2 separate regions of the Mus musculus genome follow, and region 2 is linked to region 1. A link is a loop called in an ENCODE intact Hi-C map of the cell type or tissue named here. Cell type or tissue: heart. All regions are shown on one strand. Links, peaks and the distances in the headings refer to the core of each region. The heading gives the core; the rest is flanking DNA. Region 1 holds the start of Grk2 (G protein-coupled receptor kinase 2). Region 2 holds the start of Rad9a (RAD9 checkpoint clamp component A).

Region 1 (8,323 bases), core at 70-8,069:
TATATAGCAAGTTAACCAATGAAACCATCTTTCTATTTTATTTGCATAGGGCCCTTCAAAAGAAGTATTTTGGGGAGGGGGTGCCTATTCCCCCAGGCCGACTTTGCTAAATGTGCTTGAACATTGGCTGCTTCACACTCTGGATGCACAGTTCTTCCTTTTCCCTATGTATTTCCACAGGTCCGGTCCAAGCTTAGGACGGAAGCTGAAAGCCAGAGAGCACTAAGCCTGATCCAGTCCCCTAACTTTCCCTGTCCTGTCCATCCCTCTCTAGAGGCTGAGCGCAGCTGCTATAAGCCAGGAGGTGCTGGAAGACAGTAGTGCACCTGAGAAACCAGAAAAGGAAAGGTAACAGGTAGAGGGCAGAAGAGAAATGAGACAAAGGGCTTGAGAGGATGCCTGGAGAGCAAATGAGACAGAAGACTCCAGCGAATGGTAGAGTCAGCAGACTAAGATTCTACCCTACTCCAGAGCTTTGCACATCATCTTTGTTCGCCAATGCTGGCCCAGAGAGGATAAGAAACCTGCCCAAGGCACTGGACGGGATTAATAGAAGTAGCTCTCAGATTCAGTCATACAACACTTCAGTACCAACGTGAGGACTACCAGACATCACAAGCTGTAATTCACAAGCGGTTGACTTAGGGTACAGGAACACATGCGCGTTGCATCTGGGAGGGTGGGTGTAGCTGAGGTCCAGAAGACTGAAGCTGGAATCTTAACCTCTGCAAAAACTCTGAAAAGCAGGTTGCGGCTGGGGCTGGGACAGGGCTGGACTACACGACCTTAAAGGTCCCTGGAAAAGTGCTGCTCCTCAGAACAGGGTCATGAGAATCTGGAAAGGAAGTAAGAACCTGCAACCTTCATTCTGGTGCCAGAAACTTGTAATCCCAGTGCTTGAGTAGCTGAAACAAGAAGATGGTGAGTTTGAGACCAGCCTGAATATATATTGACTTTGTCCCTAATAAATAGGACCCTCCAGACTGGAGAGCTAAGTTAGGTCCTGGAACCAGTGTAAATGTAGAATGAGAGAACAAACCTCAAAGTTGTCTGCTCACCTTCACACATGTGTTATGGCACACGTAGCCACACACATGCACAACATGCACACACACAGTAGCAATAACAACAAAACAGAGTATGATGACTTGTGTCTGGAACTCAGACTTGAGAGGCTAAGGAAGGAGGATCAATGGAAGTTCAAAACCACTTTGATCTCTATAGCAAGTTCCAGACCAGCCAAGGGTATATGGTAAAACTCTATCTCAAAAACAAGGTTGGTTGTTTGTTTGTTTGTTTGGCAAGGTTTCCTAGTTATGGTTTCTGTTGCTGTGAAGAAAACACCATGACCAAAAGCAAGTTGGGGAGGAAGGGTTTATTGAGCTTACACTTTGACAGCACTGTTCATCATTGAAGGAAGTCAGAACAGGGACTCAAACAGGGTAGGAGCCTAGAGGCAGGAACTGATGCAGAGGCCATAAAAGAGGGCTGCTGACTGGCTTGCTCAGCTTGCTCAGCCTGCTTTCTTATAGAGCTCAGGACCACAAAGCTGGGCCCTCCTCTGTAAAAAGCAAACTAAGAAAATGCCTTAGAGCTGGATCTTACAGTAAGATTCCCTCCTTTCAGATGACTCTGCTTTGTGTCAAGTTGACACAAGAGCAGTTAGCAAACCACCAGTGGTAGCACGCCTTTTTCTCCAAGCACTACTGGGGAGGTAGAAGAAAGATGCTCTCTGTGAGTTCAAGGATAGCCTGCTACATAGTGAATTCCAGGCCAAACAACGAAGCAATATAGTGAGACCCTTTAAAATACACACACACACCGGGCATGGTAGCGCATGCCTTTAATCCCAGCACTCAGGAGGCAGAGGCAGGCGGATTTCTGAGTTCGAGGCCAGCCTGGTCTACAAAATGAGCTCCAGGACAGCCAGGGCTATACAGAGAAACCCTGTCTCGAAAAACCAAAAAAAAAAAAAAAAAAAAAAAATACACACACACACACATGAAATAATTCTCAGTGCTAGATCACTTGCCTAGCATGTGAAAGGTCCTAAATTTATTTTCTTTCATGTGTATATATGTTTTGCCTACATTATGTATGTGTACCATGAGTGGTTGGTGCTTGTGGAAGTCAGAAAATGGTATTAACTTCCTGCAGTTACAAAAAGTTGTAAACTGCAATGTGGGTGCCAGCAATCAAACCCAGGTTCTCTAAAAGACTGCAGTGAGTGCTTTTAACTGCTGAACCATCTCTCCATCACTGAAATGTCCTGAATTCTATCCCCTGAACTGGAAGAGAAGGAAGGTAGTAGCTAGTTTCTATCTCTGGGGAAACAGAACCAGGAAAGTTGTCACACAAGTTCAGGGCCAACCCAAGTTGCATGCTGGCCACGAGGGACGTACTACTGATCAGCACACACGGGAACAGTTGCCCTCTGAACATAAAGGTTCAGAAAAGAACAGGCTGAGCAAGAGCCTGCCATATGGAGGAAAGGTGCACAGCCCAGCTTAGGCTGGAGAGATAGATAATATAACACATTTGTGGGCTGGAGAGATGGCTCAGTGGTTAAGAGCACCACATGGCGGCTCACAACCATCCTTAACGAGATCTGATGCCCTCTTCTGGGGTGTCTGAAGACAGCTACAGTGTACTTGCATATAATAAATAAATCTTAAAAAAATTTTTTTGTTCAAGATACAGAGAGGCTGAAGAGCAGAGATGTGGAGGGAGGGTACCTAACTGAGAGATGCAGAGGCCAGGCAGGGCTCTTAAGTCTCACAGGCCACTGGAAGCAAATGAGTGTCATCCTAGGCCCTAGACCAGTCGAGGTAGAGTTTAAGCAGTGAAAGCCACAATAGAAAGACAGGGAGCCTGAGAAGAGGCTACTGTGCTTCACACAGATGGTGCTGGTGCATCTAAGGGAATCAGACAGGTAAGGAGTTGAAGAAGACTCATCATGTTTTAGAAGATGGAGACTTCAAGGGGAGGAGGGAGCAGGTTACAGTGGTGGGATCAGGAGCTCAGTGTGGACTAAGTTTTCAGCACTTACCATCACCGTGAGCAGAAATGGTGGTCCTCTCCTCTTTGCACTGCCAGCATCCTGGCCCAGTCCAGCACAATCTGGATATGGGACTTGGTTTGTAGAAAGAAGGAAATGCACTCGGGAGGCAGAGGCAGGCGGATTTCTGAGTTCGAGGCTAGCCTGGTCTACAGAGTGAGTTCCAGGACAGGCAGGGCTATGAAACCCTGTCTCGAAAAACCAAAAATTAAGAGAAGAGAAGAGAAGAAAAGAAAAGAAAAGAAAAGAAAAGAAAAGAAAAGAAAAGGGGCTGGTGAGATGGCTCAGGGGGTAAGAACACTGACTGCTCTTCCGAAGGTTCTGAGTTCAAATCCCAGCAACATGGTGGCTCATAACCACCCATAATCTGACACCCTCTTCTGGTGTGTCTGAAGACAGCTACAGTGTACTTACTCATAATAATGAATAAATAAAAATCTAAAAAAAAAGAGAAAGAAAAAGAAAAGAAAAGAAGAGAAAAGAAAAGAAAGAAGAGAAGAGAAGAGAAGAGAAGAGAAGAGAAGAGAAGAGAAGAGAAGAGAAGAGAAGAGAAGAGAAGAGAAGAGAAGAGAAAAGAAAAGAAGGGCTGGTGAGATGGCTCAGTGGGAAAGAGCACCCGACTGCTCTTCCGAAGGTCCGGAGTTCAAATCCCAGCAACCACATGGTGGCTCACAACCATCTGTAACAAGATCAAGATCTGATGCCCTCTTCTGGAGTGTCTGAAGACAGCTACAGTGTACTTACATATAATAAATAAAAAAATCTTTAAAAAAAAAAAAAAAAAAAGAAAAAAGAAAAGAAAAGGAAGAAGGAAATGATTGAAGCTGGCCTGAAAGGTCAAGTTTACAAGTTTACCTTCCTCCTATACACCACTAGGTGGCAGCACCACCTCAAAGACCAGCCTTAGCAGCCCAGAGGCCTCTTCACACTATCTGGTCCCCTGGCAGACTGAAACTGCTTTCTCAGGTCTCAAGAATCCATGAAGGATGCCCAGGAGACCTGCCCCTGGGAACAAGGTCTGGCTGGGACAGTGGGTGGGGCTGTGGGTGGGATGGTCCATCTGGGTTTCCAGGTACTGAAAGGATGGCTGGCATCTCCAAACCCACACTCAGACTCTGCTCTGACAAGTTCTTCAGGCAGATTTTTTTTTTTTTTTTTTTTTAAATAGGAACTGTTCCAGAAAACCCAGGCCAGGGTGGGGCTGTGCTCTTAGGCCCAGTCTCAGAGAGTCAGGGCAGTGCTTGTGTGAAGGTCAGGGGCACTGCTTCTGCTGTAGCTGCTAGCCCTCTTCTGCTTCACATTTCATGTGTTCAGGAGTGTGGTCACTCATTCATTCATTCATCAAACATCAATGCTTGTCTGAGTCTAGGCCTGAAATGAGCCAGGAACAATGGAGAGATGATTCAGTTGGCTAAGTGCTTCCTTCAATCTTACTTCAGTCCCTCATACCCACATAAAAAGCCGGTCTGTGACACACAGTTACGGTCCCAGCACTGGGGTGGTGGAGATAGGTGGATTTATGAGGCTTCATGTCCCACTTGAGAGACTCTGTCTCAAAATAAATGAACTGGGTGGTTGGAGAGATGGCTCGGTGGTTAAGTGTTCAGAACATGTACGTGAAGGCAGGCATGGTGGCACATGCCTTTAATCCCAGCACTCGGGAGGCAGAGGCAGCCGGATTTCTGAGTTCGAGGCCAGCCTGGTCTACAAAGTGAGTTCCTGGACAGCCAGGGCTATACAGAGAAACCCTGTCTCGAAAAAAAAAACCTAACTAACTAACTAACTAATTAACTAATAATAATAATAATCTTAAAATTAATTAAAATGAGTATATAGATGGATCCTGAAAAATTATATATAAGATTGACCAGACACATACCTGCACATAGCATGCATGCACTCATACTCACAGAATATGCACACATACTTGTAACACATATGTTCATATGCACACAAGAGAGAGATGACCGCCGGGCGTGGTGACGCATGCCTTTAATCCCAGCACTCGGGAGGCAGAGGCAGGCAGATTTCTGAGTTCAAGGCCAGCCTGGTCTACAAAGTGAGTGCCAGGACAGCCAGGGCTACACAGAGAAACCATGTCTCGAAAAACCAAAAACCAAAAACAAAACAAAAAAAAGAGAGAGATGACCATGGAGCATCAATTACAGTGGAAGTCAGTGGGTATCTCTCCTCATATATCAACATGCCTGACATTCAGGTGTAGAGATGTTATGATGTAATGGCTGCCTTCCCCCAATTTATATGTACAACAATGAATGTTTTGATTGACGATGGTTTTAAATGAAAGCAATATGGCCTGGTAGTGTTAAATGTAGAATGGAACATGCATACAGTTGGGGTCAGGGCATCAGGGCGTGGGTCTGAAAGGAACAGCAGGATTGGTTATGGAAGAAGGCACATAAAGGGGCTTCCAGGTCCATGGAAAAGCAGAAGCCCAAAGTGAAGAACTAACAGAGAGAGGAGATTCTTAGGGGATGGCAGGAACCAAGCTAAAGAGGGCAACAGGACTCTACCATTCATGCTTCAGTTTAAGAGACTCGCCAGCCTGGCGCTGGTAGTGCACGCCTTTAATCCCAGCACTCAGGAGGCAGAGGCAGGCAAACTCTGTGAGTTTGAGGCCAGCCTGGTCTACATAGTGAATTCTTGCACAGCCACAGCTCCATAGCCCTGTCTCAAAAACGAGAGAGAGAGAGAGAGAGAGAGAGAGAGAGAGAGAGAGAGAGAGAGAGAGAGAGAGACTGTTCACCTAGGCCACTAGGGTGGTATAAATCTCTATAAGTTCAAGGCTAGCCTGGTTTACATAGTTAAGTTTCAAACTAACCAAAGGCTACATGGTGAGACTCTGTTTCAAAAAAGCTAAGCACAGGTTACTGTTCAACCGAACCTGGCTTGGGCAGCAGAAAATTGGGGTCCAAAATGTCCCCTTAAGATTTTACACTTTTGACAGGTGGTGGTGGCTCATGCCTTTAATCTCAGTACTTGGGAGGCAGAAGCAAGTTAATCTCTGAGTTCAAGTTCAAGGCCAGCCTGGTCTACACCCTGTTCCAAGACAGGGATACACAAGGAAACCCTGTCTCAAAAAAAACAAACAAACAAACAAACAAAACCAAAGGAGACTTGGCAGTCTCAGGTGGGTATAGTGGCACACACCTTTGACCCCAGCGCTTGGAAGACAAAGGCAAGCAGATTTCTGAGTTCAAAGTCATCCTGGTCTACAGAGTGAGTTCCAGGGCAGCAAGGGTTACACAGAGAAACCTTGTCTGGAAAAACCAAAACCAGAAACAAAAACAGGACTTTTCACTCTTGGTAGCTCTGGGGCACTAGACAGCTGTTGTTTGGCCTTGAATGTACAGTAATCCCATCAGATCTAGATTTGGGGACAGCCATTCTGGTCAGAGCCTGTATCAGAGGGCAGTTTTAGGAACCCTGAGAAATGGACAGGTCAGAGGACTCTCAGGAGGCTGTAGTGGTGACCTAGGAAAGGAGAAGTAGAGGCAGGATCTGTCTAGAGATGTCGTCCGCTGACAACCTTTCTCCCCTAATAGGATTTGTTTTCTTCTGAAGGAGTCAAGAAGTCAGGGGAGTCGGGATACTTGCTTTGCTGGACACGAACTGGCAGGAGAATCAGGTTCTAAGTGTCCATGCCTGGGGTGGGAGTGTCCTGGCAGCCTGGAAAGCAAAGAGGTGCTCTAGAGAGGTGTGCAGTTTAAATTGCTTTCACTCATTTGCTTAAGACGGGGTCTCACTCTATAGCCCTGGTTGGCTTTGACTTTACAGAAAGACACCTGCTTTTGCCTCTCGTGTGCTAGCCAGGTAAAGTAGACAGGAGTTGGCCAAGGAAGAAGGCACAGAAGGGCTCAGTGGGTAAAATGTTTGCCACCAAGCCTGAGGACCTTGAGTTCCATCCCTAGAGACCCATGTGGTAAAAAGAGAGAACTGATGGTCAAATTGTCTGTCCTCTAACCTCCACATGTGCATACACAATCAATCAACTGATCAGTCAATCGATCGATCAATTAATGAGTTCGGCGTTCATCAGAGTGTGGTTTAATGGACTATGCCTTTAATCCATTTCAGCACTTGGGAGGCAGAGGAAAGCAGATCGCTGTGAATTAGTGGTCTGCCTGGTCTACATAGTGAGTTACAGACTAGCCAAGGCTACACGGGGATACCCTCTCTAAAACAAGAACAACAACAAACGTTCATGTCAGGAGTGCGGCCCAAGCTCTGAGTCTGGGGTCCTGTTGGGAGTTTGAAGTCAGGATTGTCATCTGGTCAGGTCAGGAGTCAGGGGTGGTAATGATGGTGTGACTCTGAGAGAATGTTCAGAAATTTGAGTATAGGAGTCTTGGTCGGTGTCAGGATTCTTGTTAGGACCCACGGTCTTGGCCCTAGTGGAGCGTGCAGTCTAGCATGCTGAGATGGGATCCGCGTTTGTGGTCATGGCTTGGGGTCTGAGGTCATCCTAGAGTCCTTGGTGGAAGACTCAGGTAACAAACCAGGACTGAGACCCGTGTCTCGGACCCGAGCGGTGCAGCCTCTAGGGGGCGCTGTCGCCTGCCCGCCCGCCCGCCGCCCGCCCGGCTCGGCCCCTCGGCGGCTCGCTGGCGCTGTGCGCGGCAGGCGGGGCCGGAGGCGGCGGCGGCAGCTCCGGGGCGCGGGCGAGCGGGTGGTGGTGGTGGTGGCGGCGGCGGCGGCGCCCCGACTGCAGTCCCGGCGGGAGCGGAGCGCGAGCCGGGCCGGGCCCGAGCCGGCGCCATGGGGCGGCGCCGCCTGTGAGCCGGCGACGAGCGAGGACCGGGCGGGGCGGCGGCGGCGCCGAGGCCCACAAGCCGCGCGGGCCGGGCCGGGCCGAGCGAGCGGGAGCGGAGCGGAGCCTCGGGCGGCGGGAGGAACAGCGCCGCCGCCGCCGCCAAGATGGCCGACCTGGAGGCGGTGCTGGCCGATGTGAGCTACCTGATGGCCATGGAGAAGAGCAAGGCCACGCCGGCCGCGCGCGCCAGCAAGAAGATCCTGCTGCCAGAGCCCAGGTGAGCCCGCCTGTGCCGGGCCCCACGCGCCGCCCCGGGATCCCGTGCCCTAGGGACCCCCTCCGCCCCAGGTTCCGGGGACCTTCTGCCCCAGGACCCGGGAACCCCTTCTACTCCGGGGACCTTCTGCCCCGGAGACCCCATTATTCTGGCCGCCCCAGGACCCGGAGACTTCCTCTGTCCCTGCCGCCGCAAGGCTTGGTGTCCGCAAGCC
Region 2 (8,323 bases), core at 225-8,224, 110 kb after region 1:
TCCCCACTATCCTCTTTTCAGGCCTCTCCATGCTGTCCAGGCCAAGGGTCAATGATGAACCGATGATAAAGATGCTTGCTTAGTGACAGAGGAGAGGGTATGTTCCTCCTCTACCAAGTGGCCTTGGGCAAGTCACCGTCTCCTCCAACTCCTTCATGTCCTCTTTTTCTAGACAGGGATGGTGGTAACATGATAGTAGCAGCTAGTGGTTCCTAATCGAGGGGTCTGCATAAATACAATAGGAACTGGAGCTGGGGGGAGCTCGGCGGCAGAGTGCTCCCCTGGTGGTTCCTAATCGAGGGGTCTGCATAAATACAATAGGAACTGGAGCTGGGGGGAGCTCGGCGGCAGAGTGCTCCCCTGGTCCATGAGGCCCTGAGTCTGGTCCCCAGCACTGCAGACAAACAAACAGAGTCAACAACATAACAACAGTGAGGAACACAGTTCATCCCGCACTGAGGAGGCAGAGGCACTGTGTGTGAGTCAGGGCTCTCAGAGCCTTCCTGTCCCAGAACAGAACAGTGATAGTGAAACAGGGGCTGAGGGCATGGCGAGGCTTGAGGGTCAAGGGCGACCCCCCTGACTGGTCAGAGAGAATTGCATGGCCAACAGAAGAGTATAGAGCTGGGAGGAACTGGTACCCATGTCTGTGCAGTCCTGTTACCTCCCAAAGGCTTCCCGAAACAGCTGCTGAGTCAAATGTAGACCTAGACACAGCCTGCCTTCCAGGGCCACATGGAAAGGTGACTTTAATACTGACTAGACATGTGGGCAGCTTGCTAGGATGCTTCAGCGCAGACCAGAGTGCCCGGAACCAGCCTTTCCTCAACCTCTGACCCAACAAGGACTCTGGACAGATCGATCCATCAGGGGGTTTGTTATCAGAAATTCCAGACTGGGATTTGCAGTGGCTGAGCATGCACAAGCAGGGTTCTGAGTTCTATCCTCTGCACTGGGTAGAGTGGAGGCCCAGATCCACCAGCTACAAGTGACCCTCTCCACCTCACAAAATCCTCAGAGTTGTGGTGAGGCTCACATGAAACAGTGAAGCAAAGGCTTTGCAAATTGCAGAGCTCCAAGGAGATTCAAGAATCCTCTAGTCTCCCACATGCCGCTGCTGCTTACTTACCTGCCTGGAAGTGCAAAAAAAAAAAAAAAAAAAAATTAATTAATTACACATTAAAAATTAAATCCTCCCCACGGACAGTCTCACACAGCCCACCTGAGGCGGGTGCTATTGCAGGTGCCACCTTATCACATGGGAATCCAAAGCACAAATTGTACAACTTGCTTAAGATCATAGAGGCAGGCAACTTAGCTCTAAAGCAACCCTGCTTTTAATCTGTGATCCTTCCCCATTCTGTCTCTATATCCTGAAAGCTCCTTCATGTCCACAAGAAAACCTTGGAATGACACCTTTTTTGCCTTGTTTCCTCTTATGGGACCTAAAATAAGACAGGAATCAAGACTGGTACCCACAGATGCATGCTTGACCCAGGGTCAGGCCAGCCACCCTGGATTTGCCCTGGGATCTGGGACTGGATGTGGTGTCTGTCTCCCTCTGCTGGTCCCATAGGGGGACAGCCTGGCCAACCTGCTTTCCCTAGAGCTGGTTGATGTCCATGTCTCCCCAGCGGTGGCTGGTTAAGTGTAGGGAACATTCAGGAGACAGGGGACTCGGGCCATATCCTGGTCCACAGAAACTCTGTCACCTTCTGGAATTCCTGTGGCAATGGTATTGTCTTTAACAGGACCCCCAAGGGGTGGTCTTTAGGGAGGTCAGGTTGCCTCCCTGATGCCTGCCCAGGGGGCCCCCAAACAGCCTCTTTTCCCTTCTAACTCATGAATGGAGCTGTCATCCGTGGATTTATCTAAACCTTTTGTGAAGCTATTTATATTTCCAACCGGGACCACATCTTGGGGTAATGAGTTCCATCGCTGTCCTCCCCTGCTGGGTGAAGCATGCTGCCTTTGATTTGTCCTAAACTTACCTCACTTGCACTCCAAGGGGGCCCTGTAACTCCAGCATGCCAGGTTTTGGTGAACAAGCTGAGCTTCCCCCTTTCCATCCCCCTGTGGGTTTGAAAAATTCCATTCCTTCTTCCCTCTACCTCCAGCCCTGCAGACTGAAAAGTCCTGGTCCCTCGTGTGTGCACTGTGTCTGTGTGTCTAGAGTGTGGCCATATCTTTATCCCATGGGAACCTCCAGAAGACCCTGAAAGACATAAGCACTACCATCCTGCCTGCTCTGGGGGCTCAGGACCAGCGAAAACCCAGAATGGAAGGACCACATAGTGGCTCAAAAGAGCAGCAGCCTGCTTTCTTAGCTGCTCTCAAGGGCTGCTTCTTCCTCCTGTCCCAGACACAGTCATAGAAGGTTCTCCAGCCTGTGGGCTCCATGCCTTTCTCTGTACCTTCTCCTGGGGAGACTTTCCTCCAGGATCCCTTCATCCTGGACTAATCTGATGGTCTGCTCTGTTGCCCTCTCTGATTCTTAGGCTACAGTAAGGATGGACTACACAGTTTGAGCAGATAGGATACCATCATTGCAATAGCAGATTGAAAGAGCTTTGTACACATGAACTAAATAAACTTTCACGGTAGCTCATCAAAGGAGTGACCCTGAGTACCTCCAGTCTATACATTAGAAAATTCAGACTTTAAGAGCACCAGCCTAGCTGGGCAGTGGTGGCGCACGCCTTTAATCCCAGCACTTGGGAGGTAGAGGCAGGCGGATTTCTGAGTTCGAGGCCAGCCTGGTCTACAGCGTGAGTTCCAGGACAGCCAGGGCTACACAGAGAAACCCCACCTCTAAGAAGAAGAAAAAACCCACCAGCCTAATGCCCATTTTCACACAACTTTGGATGGAGCCAGAATTCAAGTCTTGCAAAGGTTCTGAATCTTTGTTCTTCACTTATTCAGCATAGATTCATCAAACTAATGGTACGTGCCAAACATCGCTCTGATTGATGGGGCAGATGCCAGGTAACAAGAAACCCTGGGCAGGGCTTGGCAGCGGGGGCTGGCAGCACCTGGTGTGCTACACGTGCGTCACAGGCAGGCCAAATGGTGTTCTCCCTTCCTAGTGCCCCAACATCTCAGAGCTGCCATGTCTACTTGGTTACCCCAGAGTAAGCACACAAATGCCGTATCTACAGCCTATACCAAGACAAACCCAGGTGAACCCCAACTCTCCAAACTCTTCTGCACTTCTGCTATTTACGCCAGTTTGTCAAAACTCCCACGTGACAGCATATTCCCAGAGCCATAGATTCCTGCCTTTCCCCAAGGTGCAGCTTCACAATGACTTGTAGTGCCTTGTTCTTTGTCAGCTGCCCTGTGTGACCCTCCCAACCCAGCCCCAGAGCCGTGGCTCTCACTTTGTAGCTCCCTTCCTCAGGTCTTCAGGCAAATGCCCTACCTGGACATGCTGTTCTAGAGGAGGCTCTCTTCTCCCAGCATTCCCCTCCCCTCTCCTCTCCCAGTATCCTTTTGTCCTCCCTGTAGCACCTACACACCATACTCGGAGATCAGGGAGCTTTATCTTGTCTCTGTTCCAAACTTGGAAAATTGCACCCAATGTGTGCTGTATGTGTTGATGCAGTGGATGGCTGAGCACCAAGTCCCAGCTTTGGGCTCCCTGTGATGTGATTCAGCCCTAAACAGCTAGGGGGAAGTGGTTCTAGAAGGAATTGGGTCCCGGCAAGAGGATGCCTCTGAGGGTTTGCAGTGGCAGCCACCCTTCATCACCGTCCCAGATACACTTACATTTACACAAAGCAAATGAACCTTTGTAGGAAGCTGCCTCCAACATGGGGTGAGGTGAACACCGTAAGTTTGGGGGTTGAATCCTGAGGTCATCCCATCATCTCTTGCAACTGCATTTGAGGGAAAAATGGAGGTGCAGAGGGGCCTTGGCCTGCTCCAGGCCATCTGTGCACAGAGCTGGACTCACATTTTGCTCTACTTTCAGGATGGACCCAAGCCCTCTTTGGGTGATCCATCTCCCACTCAACATAATAACGTCTCCCGTGGGTCCCAGCTCCCTCCCCCTCTTACTGTGCTTGTGGGTAAACTTGCATGACTGGATGTGCTAACTGCAAGACAGAATGGTGGATTGGAAAGCTCCATACTAGACTCACAACCCAGGAATGGGGCAGGGAACAGACCCTAGAAGAGTTTGTCTGCAAGGATTACACCCCAGGGAAACCCTTCAGGATCTTAAGTGTCAGGTTGGAGGGAGTCTGGGCGAGCATCCTGTTCCTTACCTTCCGCAGTCCAGTGTACTACAGGTTTCTGGCATTGAGTGAGAAAACAGGAGGGTGATCACTCTAAAGTATCCTTTCTCCTTCTCCTAGTATATACGACCTCATATACACTAGAATAGCACCTTAACACCCAGTATGTCAGGGACAGAACAGGTCAATCAGCAGCCGTCTCCTTTGCTTCCAGGGAGCCTTCTGTCTTCCAGGGAGCCTCGCCTTCTGTCTCCTGTTGAGACAGCCTGGCTGCTCAGGCAGGGGACAGGGGAGGAAGTGGAGGATGTTTTAAGATCTCACCCAGTCCTGGGTAGGGTGGGAGGATATCTTAAGAAGAAGAAACAGGAAGCACTGGGGATTTGCTTGCTTGCTTGCTTGTTTTTGAGACAGGGTTTCTCTGTGTAGCTCTGGCTGCCCAGGAACTCCCTCACTCTGTAGACCCCTCTGCCTCTCCTGGGATTAAATTAGTGCCCCACCAGGCCTGGTTTAACCCAGGGCTTTTGAATGTTAGATATGTGTTCTACTCAGATTTACACTCCAGCCCTTTATTTTTTCTTACATCTATTATTAGTGTGTGTGAGATTGGCAGCCCTTCCGTGGAGTGCTTGTGGGCGTCAGCGGGCAGCTTTCGGGGTTCTTCCTGTTGGGCCCGCTGCTGGCTGCGGAGCTCCTGTCCTCAGGCCGCACAGAAGCAGCTTATGCCCCCCCCCCCACCCGCCTGGCTCGCCTTGAACGTTCTCTGTCATCTCAATAGGCCTTGAATTTTCAATCTTTCCACCCCAGCCCTCCAAGAACCTGAGATTACAAACCTGTGCGAACATGGGCTAAGCATGGGAGAGTAGAGTTATCAGGAGAGGGGGTGCTGTGGGCAGAGGTGGAGGGTGGAGCAGCCTGGTTAAACTGTGCCACATACTTAACTTTTTCCTTTCCTTCCTTCCTTCCTTTCTTTCTTTCTTTCTTTCTTTCTTTCTTTCTTTCTTTCTTTCTTTCTTTCTTTCTTTCTTTCTAAAAAGATGTATTTCTTTTATTTATATGGGTGCTCTATCTGTACTGCATGCCAGAAGAGGGCATCAGATCACCATGTGGTTGCTAAGAATTGAACTCAGGTCCTCCGGAAGAGCAGCCAGTGCTCTTAACCACTGAGCCATCTCTCTAGGCCCTCCTTTTTCTATTTTTTTGAGACAGGGTCTTGCTATATAGCCCAGGCTGGCCTCTCAAGTTCTCGAGTCGCTAGTGGTAGGATTATAGGCATGAGCCACCATACCTGGCTCAACACCTATTTATTGATCCTAGGCTGGGTGGGAAGTACACAGAGCAATAAACAAAACAGAAGCAGTTCCTGCCCACATGCAGCAGCCACAACAGCAGGAAGCACAAATATTAAACACAGAGGAAACTGGGACACACCATGGCTCAAAGCCTAGGGTTTTCTCTGCTGAGGGAACCTTTGCTGTTGAGCCCAGGAAGAGAAGTCAGCATGGGAGAAGCAGGCTACAGCCTTGGAAGCAGCCAGAGTGGCCGCTAAGAGCCTGGCAGGGCTATGGAGATAGGTGATCATGTGGGGTAGGAGACAGTGAAGACCTCTGTGGGACCTGGATCCTCAAAGTTCCTGATCAAGAGACTGGACTTTGCCAGGAGAGTTAAGCCCACCGGGGGGGGGGGGGGGGGCGGGTCACTGAGGACTGTGTCTGGACAGTGAAAGGAGGACAGTGGAGACAGAAGGAGGGCCACTTTGCCATCTGTTTGGGAAATGAAGCAGCCAGAATCCACCGAAGACGTGAGCAAGTGAGGAGGAGAGGATGCTGGTAATCCCCTAACTCCCAGTCTAACAGAGAACTGGACACCTCTGCGTTGTATGCAGCTTGCCTTGGATGTGGAAAGGGAAAGCCGCCTCCTCCCCGGAGGCTCTAGGAAAGAAGCACTTGGAGAGGGAGAGGAGCCTAGAAAAACAAAGAGGGGCTAGGTAACAAACACACCCTCCCCACTACCCACAGGCCCGCAGGGGGATGGGCAAGGGTTGCTCTAGGCATTTGAACTACCTCCCAGAGCAAGGTGAATGCGTCCCAGCTGAAAATCTTCATCCTTCCACACTGTCTGGGTAATTGGTAAAATGTACATAAACCAAACCCCGCGTAGTACTTAAGCCTTCCCAGGGCTTCCCAGTTCATCCCTTCAGCTCTGCCTCCCCACCCCTTACCGCACAAGGCTCGGGACACCCCATTCACCCATATTCGCCTACCCCCATTGTGCTTCTGCTTCTGCCCCTCCTTCTGACAAGTCCATCCTTCCACCCTTTTCTGTCCCAGAACCTTCTCATCTTTCCATGTATTTACGAAGGTCAGTGAAGGATCCTGAAAGCAAAATGAACAGCCCCTTCTCATCGCTCTTGAAGCGAGTTACGTTTTTTGAGGGGAGCTGGTGGTTGCTGCCACAACAGAATCCCCAGCCCAGATTGAGCGCGGACTATCTTGATTTGACCCTGTAACCCCACACACTAAAGTTAGCGACCCGGGAGGGTCTACACTTCCCACGTTAGGGCTCTGGTCCAGAGCTCGATCCTTGGTGCAGACACCTTGCTCCTCCATCTAGTATGCCCTTCACCTATGCCCAGTGCAGCCCAGTGGAGCTGCAGAGCTCTGCAGGGTGTGCAGGGCTCGGGTTCGGGTGGGAGAATCAGACCTGAGGAAGGACACAGGAGCAAGCCCTCCGCAGTCACGTGACCCGGGCCACACCCAATGAACCGACTAGATCACGTGACACCGAGCTTAGGAACGTTTTTCTCACGTGACGGAGAAACCCCGGGTGAACCAATAAGGAAGCGGAGGCCAGGCCGGCAGCGGGGAGGGGACGGTGCGCGGGAAGGGAACTTTAGGCAGTCGTAGTAGCTGCTGGGACTCATTATATGTCCTATCCCGTCCCGGTTCGTGTGCAAAACAAGCTCGATTTTTGTGCTTATGTACTATGAAGTGCCTGATCACCGGGGGCAACGTGAAGGGTAAGTTTGGACCTACCTTGCAGCAGACCACGTGAGCAAGCCCCAGGAGTCCCCCTAACCACTTTCTGTTCTCCTCCCCGCAGTGCTGGGCAAGGCTGTCCATTCGCTATCCCGAATCGGGGACGAGCTCTATCTGGAACCCTTGAAGGACGGGGTAAGGGACTGGGACGCAGGGATGGGGGCGGATTCAATGGTGAATGGGGAGCCTAGGCTTGGTGTTCATTCGGCCTTACAGGGATGGTGGACAGATATTCCGGCGCAGTTTATTATCTCTTGGGTTGTTCGGACATCGGCTTGGGCCCAGTCTTCTGAGGCTGCATGTCTATACAGAGGGTACTTGCTCTTCCTAGAACGCCTAGTGGCAGGCAAGGTGGGGCTAAAGTAACTTAAGGGAAAAGCAATTTTGCCTGCTTTTTGTGTCTCAGCTCTCCCTACGGACTGTGAACTCGTCCCGTTCTGCCTATGCCTGCTTCCTTTTTGCCCCACTCTTCTTCCAGCAGTACCAGGCGGCTTCCCCTGGTCAGGACCTGCTGCGCTGTAAGATCCTGATGAAGGTAAGGGCCACCTGAAGCAGCTCCACAGCTGTGCCTCTGTGCCAGGTACTCAGTAAATGATGAGTTTGACTAGGGAGTTAGTCTCATATGGGAGCTATTCCATGCAACATGCAGTGAGGTAAAGATGTTTAGACCGTAGAGGGCTATCTAAGATCTGTGGAGAGGGTGGTGACATTGGTCAAGAAAAGGTTAGTGGCCCTTCCCAGCAAAGAGACCAGCATGGGCAAGGCAGCATGGGAGTGTGCAGACACCACAGCTTTGTGGGGCCAGTGATGGGGCCAGGGCCTACATGGGATGTAGAGCTGGGCCGTGGAAGCAGTGTGCCAGACTGATGTCCTACCCTGCCCAGGCCTTCCTGTCCGTCTTCCGCTCTCTGGCAATTGTGGAGAAGTCTGTGGAGAAGTGCTGTATCTCCCTCAGTGGCAGCCACAGCCACCTGGTGGTCCAGCTCCACTGCAAGTATGGTGAGCAAGCGGCCTGCCCAAAGAGTTCCTCTGTGGGTGTGGAGGCAGTGG

What was found. A loop is a pair of places that touch in the nucleus more often than their neighbours do. Peaks named below come from ENCODE experiments on the same cell type or tissue, not always from the same donor. Only the 100,000 strongest peaks of a DNase experiment are listed, where the experiment ranks them.
Region 2: it touches region 1 in a loop (3-fold over the local background); 10 of 42 quality-filtered maps call a loop at or near these places.

Annotation. Positions count from the first base shown.
Region 1 is chr19:4,305,688-4,314,010 of GRCm38, reverse strand. Grk2 (G protein-coupled receptor kinase 2) reads left to right here and starts at 7,789. Exons shown (of 21, transcript NM_001290818.1): 1 at 7,789-8,109. The coding sequence starts at 7,997. In heart, for the core only: CTCF peaks have their summits at 3,931 (motif pointing right) and 7,581 (motif pointing right); DNase peaks (open chromatin) are centred at 4,010 and 7,660; H3K4me3 peaks cover 932 bases; H3K27ac peaks cover 647 bases.
Region 2 is chr19:4,200,414-4,208,736 of GRCm38, reverse strand. It overlaps Rad9a (RAD9 checkpoint clamp component A), which reads left to right and starts at 7,134. Exons shown (of 11, transcript NM_011237.2): 1 at 7,134-7,254; 2 at 7,338-7,408; 3 at 7,680-7,808; 4 at 8,158-8,272. The coding sequence starts at 7,221. It overlaps Gm30082 (a long non-coding RNA gene), which reads right to left and starts at 7,029. Exons shown (of 4, transcript XR_388289.3): 1 at 6,939-7,029; 2 at 6,499-6,610; 3 at 6,299-6,353; 4 at 5,497-6,199. It overlaps LOC102631992 (a long non-coding RNA gene), which reads left to right. Exons shown (of 4, transcript XR_003952884.1): 4 at 1-3,488. In heart, for the core only: CTCF peaks have their summits at 3,681 and 5,354 (motif pointing right); DNase peaks (open chromatin) are centred at 1,566, 4,506, 6,296, 7,026 and 3 weaker places; H3K4me3 peaks cover 2,046 bases; H3K27ac peaks cover 2,883 bases; H3K27me3 peaks cover 2,016 bases.